Regions from separate parts of the Homo sapiens genome. Here region 2 is linked to region 1. Evidence: chromatin contacts called from ENCODE Hi-C data. All regions are on one chromosome and are shown on one strand. The core of a region is the stretch at or near the end of the contact, and the rest is flanking DNA. Distances in the headings are between cores, read along the strand shown.

Region 1 (5,521 bases), core at 1,219-3,718:
AGGGAAAAATCTGAACTGCATGCCAGTCCATTGGCGGTAGAACAGAAAAGCATGGCTGGTATCTGAAATATTCTGGGATTGGTTCCACCACTGCTTCATTCCAGAAGTTGAACGATATCTCTAGGGCAAAAACCTTGCTTTCTGGGTCTTATTAATTTTGGATAATGCCCCAGTTCATTGCACGATGAACTTGAAAATGCTCACCCCAACAAAGAAGTTCTTTTCATGCCCCCAATACTACATCTCTCGTCCAGCCCCTCAGGGCATAATACAAACTTTCAAGGCACACTACACGAGGGAACTTTATTGTAAAGCTTGTGAGGCTCTTGACGCCAACAAGGAAGCCACCATGACAGACTACTGGAAATCACTCACTATACGCAGCATTATTGATTATGTTGGCACAGCGTGGGACAGCATCAAGCAGGCTACTATCAATAACTGCTGGGAAAACATTTGGCCAGACTCTGTGAAAACTTTTCAAGGCTTTGAAGGTGTTTCAGAAAATATAAAAAACAATGTAAAAAAACAATGCATATTGCAAGGCAAATAAGTGGAGAAGGTTTCAATGACATGAAGGAAGAAGATGTGGAGGAAATTTTGTCAGAGAAGGCAGTAGAACCCACAAACAAAAACCTGGATGAGATGGCAAAACATGGGAGCATAGTCAGGGATGAAAGTCACCCTAAGACTCCAAGAATTGTCCTTCTCACAGCAGCCAAAATATCAGAATAGAATTCTGCCTTGGAAAACATTTTCAATGACATGGAAGAATGTGACCCTGTACTTGAACGTGGCCTCACATTTAAGCACCTCACTTCCACTGCATTTATCCCTTATTCTGAGATGCTTAAAGATTTGAGGCAAAAAGCCAGGCAGACAAGGCTGAACCAATTTTTCTAGCCAGTTTGAGAGACAGTTGCCAACACCATCAACAAGTTGCAAAAGACAAACTCCTAAGGTAGCTCTGCCAGATCACAATGTGCTGCTCTTACTGACATCTTCCTCTTGTGCAGGGTGAGTTCCACCAGCCTCTTTTGATTTTCATGGGGCAAGCTAAGGTTGATAGGGTAAACCACAGTGCACTCACTGACCATCACACATCCTGCAGCTCCATTACAGTAAGACTTTAGTTAATGTGTATAAAACTTTAAATGCTTAATCTTCACTTAATGCTTTTTTCAGGACTTTATGTATTTGTTATTACTGTGCTATACAGTATAAAGCATGTTCACAGTATTCCGTGTTATGTGAGTACTGTATATGTATGTGTATTGTGTGCATGTGTGTACTTATGACTGAGAATTAAACTAGTACAGTCATAGGAGTACATAATGCTGTAACTGAAACACAGTGTTTATTATAAAGAAATACTGCATATGAGTACTTGTAAGAAATTTATATTAAATAAGCTATCTTCAAACAAAAATACACATAAAACAAGGTTATGTATTGATTGGTTGGCAAAATGTTCTGGCCAGAGTCTTCGTGGATCCTAACGCTATATTTCTCCTCAGAGCAGTGTTGCATTTGTCAGTAATTCAATGATCAAGGTAACTTTCTAGAACATAACTACCACAAATAATGATAATTGACTCTACATTTAAGAGTATTAAGCCATAAGAATCTAATTGCTATGATTTTTTTCTGAACTGAGTTAACACAACTATTATGAGTACACAAATGATGAAAACAATATGTTACCATTTTTATAAATTATTACATATAAAAAGCAAAGTTTTATCTGGAAGTGTATTTCTTTTTCTTTTCTTTTCTTTTTTTTTTTCAGAGATAGTGGTCTCACTATGTTGCCCAGGCTGGACTTGAACTCCTGGGCTCAAGCAATCTGCCCGCCTCAGACTCCCAAAGTGCTGGGATTACAGGCGTGAGCCATCGCACCCGGACAGAAATGGTTTTTTTAATGAAATGTATAGGGCTTTTTTTTTAGTTTGTTAATTTACCCCTGAATGACTATCACTTTTTGCTAGAGTGAGGTATGGCCCAGCATCGCTTGTTTTCCTGTCTTGGAGGATTTTTATGCAAACCCGGAAAAACTTTGTTCACAAAAATAAATACTTGAAAACGCAAGGAGATTTGTCATGATATATCTTAACTCTTTGAAGTCTTCTGAGTTACATGGACAAAGTCCAGATATGGTCTCTCGTAAGTTAAAAATATTTTAAATCATTTATTAACATCTTGATTAGGTCTCCTTTGATTTCTGTGAAAGCTAAGAAGTGGAAACCCCTGAGTAGCAACATTTCAGTCGTTAAAGTCATTGACTTCTTAATACCATCAATATTTCTCATTGTCTCTTTGTTACATAGCCTGGAAGTTTTCCATCTTGCAGCAGTGCACCTCAGGAAGATGACAGGTGCAAAGTCTGCCTTTCTGTATGAATTGGGAGAATGGCCATCATGAGAGAGGAGATGGGACGGCCCAACCAGCTTCATGTCTTCCATGGCTTGGCACCTTCTAAGGCTAGTCAGTTTTAGGTGACTGTGTATGTAAGTTGAGGGTCTGGAAGTGGATTCCCTTAAAACCATCCTGTGCCTGCATATCCCTTGAAAAATATTTCTGTACATGTACATGGGTACCTGTAGCAAGCTAGGTCAAAGAACACTGTACCTAAAACATACTTGTTTGGAAAACTGTAATGTCAAAGAGTCAAAACTTTATAGTAAGTAGTGCCTGGCTGTATAACAAATATGTTGTGTCACACTGGACAAGTCACTTGACCCCTTGGGTCTATGCCTTTGTCCCTGATTTAAGGCTAACACATCTTTTTGCACAGAGTGGCTGGGAGGATGAAATGGGTAATAAATTAATCCAGCAATATTGGGCTTAGACTCCATGGCAGATGATGGCATAAGCACGGTGAATGCAAAGAGTGAGACGCACAGAAGCTTGCACACAGCATGGCAAGTGTGGCCACGGAGATGTAGACTCAGCACTACAGAAGCATGGCAGAGGGAAACCTAAATTCTGCAGAGATAGGGCAGGGCTAGAGGCTTAACCAGCATAAAAGGTGACCTCGGCTGGGCACGGTGGCTCACGCCTGTAATCCCAGCACTTTGGGAGGCCGAGGCGGGCGGATCACGAGGTCAGGAGATCGAGACCATCCCGGCTAAAACGGTGAAACCCCGTCTCTACTAAAAATACAAAAAATTAGCCGGGTGTAGTGGCGGGCGCCTGTAGTCCCAGCTACTTGGGAGGCTGAGGCAGGAGAATGGCGTGAACCCGGGAGGCGGAGCTTGCAGTGAGCCGAGATCCCGCCACTGCACTCCAGCCTGGGCGACAGAGCGAGACTCCGTCTCAAAAAAAAAAAAAAAAAAAAAAAAAGGTGACCTCTGAGTTGGAAGGGTGAAGAGGCAAATGGAACTGCATCTCAAAGGTGTGCCATTTTGGCAGTCCAGGGTGTTCTCAAGGATGGCGAGTAAAAAAGGGCAGCTGAGATCATGGGTGAAGCTGTGGTGGAAAAACATGTTTGGAATATTGTGATACAAACAAGATGGCTGAAAGTCCCTTTAATATTTCGCTGAAGAAGCTATACAAACGAATGGTCAGTGAGCACGTGAAAAACAGTTCAATCTCTTTAGTCATTAGGGAAATGCAAATTAAAACCACAGATAACACTGCACCCCACCAGAATGGATCAAATGGAAAGGGCTGACAATATATCAAGTGTTGGCAAGGATGTAAAGTAACTGGAATTCCCAGACACGACTAATGGGAGTGTAAATGGTATGCTTAGAAAACTGGCCGTTTCTTGCAAAGTTAAATATACATCTACCCTAAGACCGGCAATTCCTTTCCTAGGTATTTACCCAAGAGAGATGAAAGCATAGGTCCACTGAAAGCCATGTACAGCAATGTTCATAGCTTTATTTATAATCAGCAAAGCCTTCACAATTCAAAGGGGTGGGGAAGTCTGCTTTCTCATGTAGTCTCCAGAAATATTCAGAAAACTCAGGCCTCAAGTGACCAACAACTCTGCCCAGTTCACTTTTCAGAAATCCTGTGCCAAATTCTCCGTGGTAATAAACTCCAGGCTTTTCCATCAAGAACTCTAACCAGGCAGAGACATAGTCCCAGAATCATTACAATTTTCCTTCAAAGTATGCCTTTTGTACTTAATATTTGATAAGCAGTGTGTGTGATATGAAAATTTGCTGCAAATTAATCACAAAGCAACATTAAGGTCAGACTTCAGAAGCATCCACAGCTATCCAGTTTTCATGTCAAGTCCTTACCAACTACTCCAGGGCAGGAACAATCATCTCCACCCTCAACCAAAGCAGAGAGCCGACTAAGACAGCTGCCACCTCTCAGAATTTAAAGACTCTCAAACTTTGAAAGAGTTTGAGTAAAAAAACCACTACAGAAGGAAGAACAAGCAGTATCAGCAAGGCAAATAATTAAACAGGTTCAATGTTATCTCAACAATTAAGATCACCAGTAGAAAATAGTCACATCTGAGAAGTATTTATCTCCCCAGGGAGATTCTGATTCTGCATAGATCTGAAGTACAGCCCAGGAGCCTAGCGTCAGTGTGCACATGTGTGTGTATGTTTAAAGTCTTCATCTGATTCTGATTTTCAGCCAGGTTTGGGAACCACTGGTATGGTATAACTCAGTGTTTCTTAAACATCTACATGCATCAGAATCACCTGGAGTAACACAGATTCAGAAGGTGGGGTGGAACCCAAGAATTTGGATTTCCAACAAGTTCCCTGTAGACATTGATGGTATCAGGACCATACTTAGAGAACCTAGTGGTATATATAGACTGACTCTAGAAGTGTTCTGTTTTTTTCCTACTTGGAGAATAATGCAGACTCCCAACCACAGAATGAAGGTCACCCCAGGTCTTTGCCATCAAATCTCACACCCCAGGTATGAAAGATCACTTCCTCTGAATGCATGTGGTTCTGTCCACAGCTAGACCTACAACACGGCTGGACCTACTTGTGCACATCTCATCTCCCTCATTAGACATAAGCTCCCTAACTGCAGGGCCCACCGATGTCTCATGTTAAACAGTCAGCAACTGTGCACTAAATGACCTAACTCACTTAGGTCACCAAATCCACTCATCACGGAGTAAGTGAAACAAAGAACCTTAGCTGAAAGGGTCACAGAAAACTTTTGAGGTAGTTCTGGTATTTTACAGATGAGAAAACAGGGACTCAGACAGCTGAAATGTCAGGTCCAAAACTACACAGCCCGTGGATTTCACCAACCTGCACCAGCCTCTGAGGACTGCATCAACCAGGCTTCCCTGCTCTCTGGCTTCTGGTGGGGTTGAGCCAATAGGAGGCCCTGGCAGGAAGCAGGGGCCTAGAGCAGTAGATGCTGGAGCTGGCTCACAGTGGGCTGTATGGGTGTCACCCCGTCACACTGGTGCCTTTAAAGCCCTGGTGTAAGTACCTACGGCACAGAAATCAGCAAACGGTACACGCCAGGGCCACCCCTCCCAGACAGCCAGGTGTTTAACATTTACCAACACACCACTCGCGGA
Region 2 (5,521 bases), core at 1,126-3,625, 200 kb after region 1:
AATTTCATGATTGACCTTGTCAAGATTCCAGTTCCCTGGGACTTGACTGTTCTGCAGGGAGAACCACAAATTCTCCTATAACTCTAACAGCAAAAGACAGGGGCCTCTGCACTGATGAAGCTCCTGTACGTCACCAGCACCTCTAGGTGTGGCCGTCGGCAACAGAAGCCCCGGAGGTGACAGTGGGGACTTCCAGAGCCCTGGCAATGTTGGACAGTGAAGAACCAGGAGTCCCCAACCTCCTGGTACTGACATCCCAGGAATGAGATCCACAGCCGGCCGCTGTGAGGGGAGGAGGAGGAGGACCAGCCCAGCTCCGCCAAGCTTGGAGTTGTCAATGGGTTTTGAGGGAGAATGCAGGGGAAATGACACTGGACAGGGTGGCCCCACAGGAGAGCCAAAGGCAGCCTGACGCAGCCAGCGCCCCCTCCGTCCTCCTGCCCCGGACACATCCACAGGGCTCTCCCCTCCCTCCACAACTGAGGGCTCAGTTCCTCCTGTCCCCTGGTGTCCCCCCAATCCTGCTGGTGCCCATCTCCCCTCACACTGCACGCTGCCAGGCTCATCTGAGCCCCCACCCCCATGCCCATGCCAGCCTGGCCCTCTCTGGGCCTCTTGAATCCTAGCACACCCGGAGCACCCCCAGGGGCCATCCCAGCACCTCCCACTCAGATGACCAACCGGCCTCATTCCATTCAAGGTGCCTCTCCCTGTCTCTCCTTCCAGTCACCCAGCGCCTTCCTGGGAAACTGAAAGCAAGAATTCTGCTCCCTGAGCCCCACACCCACTCATAGAGCCAGAGGATCAGGCTCTGTTGGGGGCTGGGTGGGGCTGGAGCACAGGCTTGGAGCCGGTCTGACCTGGGTTCCAATCCCAACTTGGCCCCTATGAGCTGTGTGACCTTGGGAAGACCTTGGGCAAATGACCGCGCATCCTAAGCCTTCTTCATCTTCAAAGTGGGATAATCACAGCACCTGTACTGGGTGTTGAGGAGATGGAAGGAGATGCTGTCTGCAGAGGGTTGAGTGCAGGGCCCGGCACACAGGGAGCGCTTGGTACTCACCCCCTGCACCTGGGGAAGGCCACCCTGTGCAGCCCTAAGAAGGCATCTGTGTGGGGCGTGGACACTCAAAGAAGGGGAGTCTAATGCTACCAGCCACACCCGTCAGCCTCACAGCCCATGCTTATTGGTGGAGTGAGCCACGGTGGGTCTGAAACATAGGCTCTAAGAACAGTTAATGAAACACCCAGTTTCTCAAGAAACTCTGTTCTTTCCAACAGGAGATCATCTAAAGCAGAAGAGAAAGCTGCATGAAAGTGTACTGAGAGCCAGTTACTACAGGCGGACGCCACGCCAGGCTAGGACTAGGGCCGCCGGCAGAGCCTGCACTCTCCACTCACTCCCACCCTTGGGGCAGACGCCGAATTATGGAACATTCTGTATAAAGGAAAACTGTCTTATTCTAAGGATGACAAACAAAATAAACATATTTAAATATTAAGTTAGAGGCAACATGGTTTTTTTCCTTAATAAAAAGAGATGAAAACCTAATTAACTCTGGAAAATAACAGCATTCGAAGCTTGCTATTGTCTGATAGCATAAGCTTTGAAGAAACATAACCTCAGAGCCTGCGTATTTGTCAGCGTTCTCTAGGGAAACTAATAGGATGTGCGTGTATGTGTGCGTGTGCATGTGTGTGTGCGTGTGCATGTGTGTGTGCGTGTGTGTGGATGTGTGTGCGTGAGTGTATGTGTGGTGTGTGTGTGCATGTGTATTTGTGTGTGTGAATATATGCGTGTGTGTATGTGCGTGTGTGTGAGATATTTATAATATGGAATTGGCTCATGTGATTATGGAGGCTGACAAGTCCCAAGACCTGCAGAGTCTACAAGCTGGAGACTCAGGAAGAGCTAATGTTTCAGTTCCAGTCTTAAGGCAGGAAACAGCCCATGTCCCAGCTGCAGGCAGGCAGGAGGAGTTCCGTGTATTCAGAGCAGAGCCAGCCTCTGTCCTGTTCAGGCTTTCAGAGTTGGAGGACACCCACCACCCATCTAGGGAGCCCCGTCTGCTACAATCAAGCTACACACTCAAATGCGAATCTCTCCCAAAACACCCTTACAGACACACCCAGGAGAATGTTTGACTGAATATCTCAGGATATCACAGGCACCCTGTGGCCCAGTCAAGTTGACACATAAGATTCACCATCACAGCCCGTGATGGATTATGTCTAAGAACAGAGTCTAGGAAAGTCTGCCCTCTCACCCTTTCCTACTGCAGCACATTGCAAAACACACATACACAGGTGCAGAATATGTGTGCACACAGAGAACACCACTGCCTCCTGGTGCTCAGCAAGGGCTCTTTGCGCTTTTGTGGTGTGGAGAGGGAACAGCATTACCAAAGTGTCTGGGTTGAGTGTCACAGAAAGCCAGGGCTCATATTCTGCCTCTGTGTAGTCAGGCTAGTCACGACCAGGGGCCAAACTCAAAGGTTGTTAACAGTATTTTGAATGTCAGCCCTGAAGGAAACCAAAGTCTCTACAGAGGAAAACAAAACAAAACAAAACAAAAAACAAAACGCTTTCCAATTCCCAGGAAATGACTCACTTTCAAGAAATTTTCAATGCATTGAAATTCCAGTTTATCAAAAGGGAAAAAGTTATGGTGAAGAGAGAATGGAAGGTCGTTGGGGAGCTGGCAAAGACTTGTAGAGATAAACCCTGTCATCAGTATTTCACCTGCAAAGGACTCGACTCACCAACATTCTCTGGGAAACAAGAACCTTTCTTTCAGCAACTGTCAGCTTGTTGCAAGTTTTTGTATGCAAACTGGTTCTGGCTGTAGACAAGCTGTACCTACCTCTGTTCAACACATTGATATGATCAGGCTGGGGGGTGTTATTTACATTAAAGTGTGTGATTTTTCCCATTTCTCCAGAAAGGCAGGAGAAGTTCATGATCGTATCTTAGAACATCTCTAGATAGAGAACTTTTGTTCCCTAGGGACAGTCTTAGCAATGGATTGGTGTTCTTTCCAAAACACCATTCCAAAGGCGGTTAGAAATGGAATCAAATGATGCCATTTTATTTGTAATTCCAGCTGTGCTCTCTTCTGAAAAGACAAAAATGTCCCATCACCTCTTTCCATGATGTCCTGCTACTGACTTACTCAGTAACTAGTGAGTCACTAGTCGCTGCCTCAGTTTTCTCATCTGGACACAAGGGGTTGCATGAAAGGCCTGGAAGGGCTATTCCAGTAAAAACAGTCTCTGATTCGAATCCCTCAGTCCTTTGTTTGCCCTTCCAGTAAGTCGGTAGCAGGGCAGGATGCAAATATTTCTGATGCCCAACACTATCCTATTTCTACTAAACCATTCCATAATTGTTTATCAATAAATGGATCAACAAATGGATATTTCACTGTTTATTTAGTTATTTATTTATTTATTTTTGAGACGGAGTCTTGCTCTGTCACCCAGGCTGGAGTGCAGTGGTGTGATCTCGGCTCACTGCAACCTCTGCCTCCCAGCTTCAAGCGATTCTCCTGCCTCAGCCTCCCAAGTAGCTGGGACTATACAGGTACCCGCCACCACGCCCAGCTAATTTCTGTATTTTTAGTAGAGACAGGTTTTTGCCATGTTGGCCAGGCTGGTCTCGAACTCCTGACCTCAGGTGATCCACCCACCTTGGCCTCCCAAAGTGCTGGGATTACAGGCATGAGCCACCACATCTGGACTTCATTTTTGTTGTTGTTCTTTTTTTAATTTTTAGTTTTTCCTCAGCTCTCCCCTCAACAACTGGATATTTCAAAAAGTGACTATTTCAATGTGAATTATTTTCTTTGTCTTTTGGCTTTATACTTGACTTCCAAGAAACATTTTTTGTGATTGATGAATTGTTCCCATGCACATTACATCACTGAATCCTCACAAAAGTGCTGTTAGATAGACATCACCTCCACTTTATATGAGGAAGACTGAGGACTCAGAGATAACCAACAACTTACTCACCGTCACACCATCATGTGGCCAGTGGTCAGTGGGGATCAACATTCCAGCCCAGGCCTTCCAATCCAGAAGCCACAATCTCCCCACTAAATTTCTTAAAATCATGACCGCATCATTGTTTGCCAATCAGGATATTTTGATGGAATCAATTTTCCCCCAGGGAATGCTCTGACACCATACTGACCCCAGATAAGACTGTATTAGTCCGTTTTCATGCTGCTGATAAAGACATACCTGAGAGTGGATAGTTTATAGAGAAAAAGAGGTTTAATGGACTCACAGCTCCATGTGGCTGGGGAGGCCTCAAATCATGGCAGAAAGTGAAAGGCATGTCCTACCTGGCTGCAGACAAGAGAGAATGAGAGAATGAGTGAAAGGGAAAACCCCTTATGAAGTCATCAAATCTCATGAGACTTATTCACTACCCTGAGAGCAGTGTGGGGGAAACTGCCCCCGTGATTCAATTATCTCCCACCAGGTCCCTCCCACAACACATAGGAATTATGAGAGCTACAAATTCAAGATAAGATTTGGGTGGGGAAACAGCCAAGCCATATAAAAGACAAAATATACAAATTCTCTTTCATTATCTCGCTATAGGTTGAACAAGTGTGCTTGACCTTTTCCTTTCCTGTTCTACCCCTAAATCTTATAACATCTCTCATTACAGTAATTTTCAAAACTAAAACTTTAATAATTTAATATTTTGGTCACATAAAAATGTTTCCAATCTAAGTGACAGTATCAAAAAACAGCTGAATCAACATGTTGGGTCCTTGGCAGCCAAATTTTCATCCTCACCCAGTGGCAATGAGGGAGCAATGCTAGTGGCAATGCCAGTCACAGCCAAATTCTGCCCCACCTCCTTCCCATACTGGCAGGGCCCAGCAGGGAACTGAACATCCACCCCCACCCATGCCTACATGCAATGCATAAACAGGTAAGTGCCTGTCCAAAAAGACTGAAGAGGACCCACAGTCTTACAACATGATGCTGAAAATGTTCGGGGCATGATTTCAAAACTGCTGAATATACCAGGAACTAGGATGATTGCAACTTGAATAAGAAAAGACAATAAACAGATGCTGTAGTGGGTTGAAACAGTGGCCCACAAAAAGATAAGCTATGTCCACCTTTTGGAACCTACAAATACAGCCTTACTAGGAAGTAAGATCTTCATAGATGTAATTAAGTTGAGGCTTTTGAGATTTGATAACCCTGGGTTCCAAATTCGCCAACACATGTCCCCATAAGAGGAAGGCAAAAGGAGATTTGAGTCAGAGAAAAGGAGAAGGCCATATGAAGATGGAGGCAGAGACTGGACCTATGCAGCCCCAAGTCCAGGAATGCTGTCAGTCACCAGAAGGAAAAAGCAATGAATGCAATCTTCCATGGAAGACCCTCTGGAGAGAGTATAGCCCTGCTGACACCTTGATCTGTCTTCTGGCCTCCAAAACTGTGAGAGAATAAATTTATGTTGTTTTAGGCCACACAGTTTGTGTTGCTTTGTT

Evidence for each region. Hi-C counts contacts between places; a loop is a spot of excess contacts on that map. Pooled maps may share reads with other maps.
Region 2: a loop to region 1 is called in a map of PC-3, with 3 times the contacts of the local background. The contact joins the enhancer-like site here to the promoter of ARHGEF7-AS1 in region 1. A Hi-C loop is called at or near these places in 2 of 168 maps with a recorded cell type or tissue (MCF 10A and PC-3) and 8 of 50 pooled maps.

The regions. Positions count from the first base shown.
Region 1 is chr13:111,145,512-111,151,032 of GRCh38, reverse strand. ARHGEF7-AS1 (ARHGEF7 antisense RNA 1) reads left to right here and starts at 2,468. Exons shown (of 3, transcript NR_046516.1): 1 at 2,468-2,507. All of the region lies in intron 1 of ARHGEF7 (Rho guanine nucleotide exchange factor 7), which reads right to left. It overlaps LOC101060553 (a long non-coding RNA gene), which reads left to right. Exons shown (of 2, transcript NR_120398.1): 1 at 1-1,017; 2 at 2,328-2,836.
Region 2 is chr13:110,941,310-110,946,830 of GRCh38, reverse strand. LOC105370364 (a long non-coding RNA gene) reads left to right here. Exons shown (of 3, transcript XR_931732.3): 3 at 1,282-1,375. Among named protein-coding and RNA genes, the nearest start is that of LINC00431, 22 kb to the left of the region's middle. RefSeq lists an enhancer at 4,250-4,499. Within about 2 kb of position 2,375, at least 4 of the 41 ENCODE cell types and tissues checked have a DNase peak (open chromatin) inside an H3K27ac peak, as active enhancers do.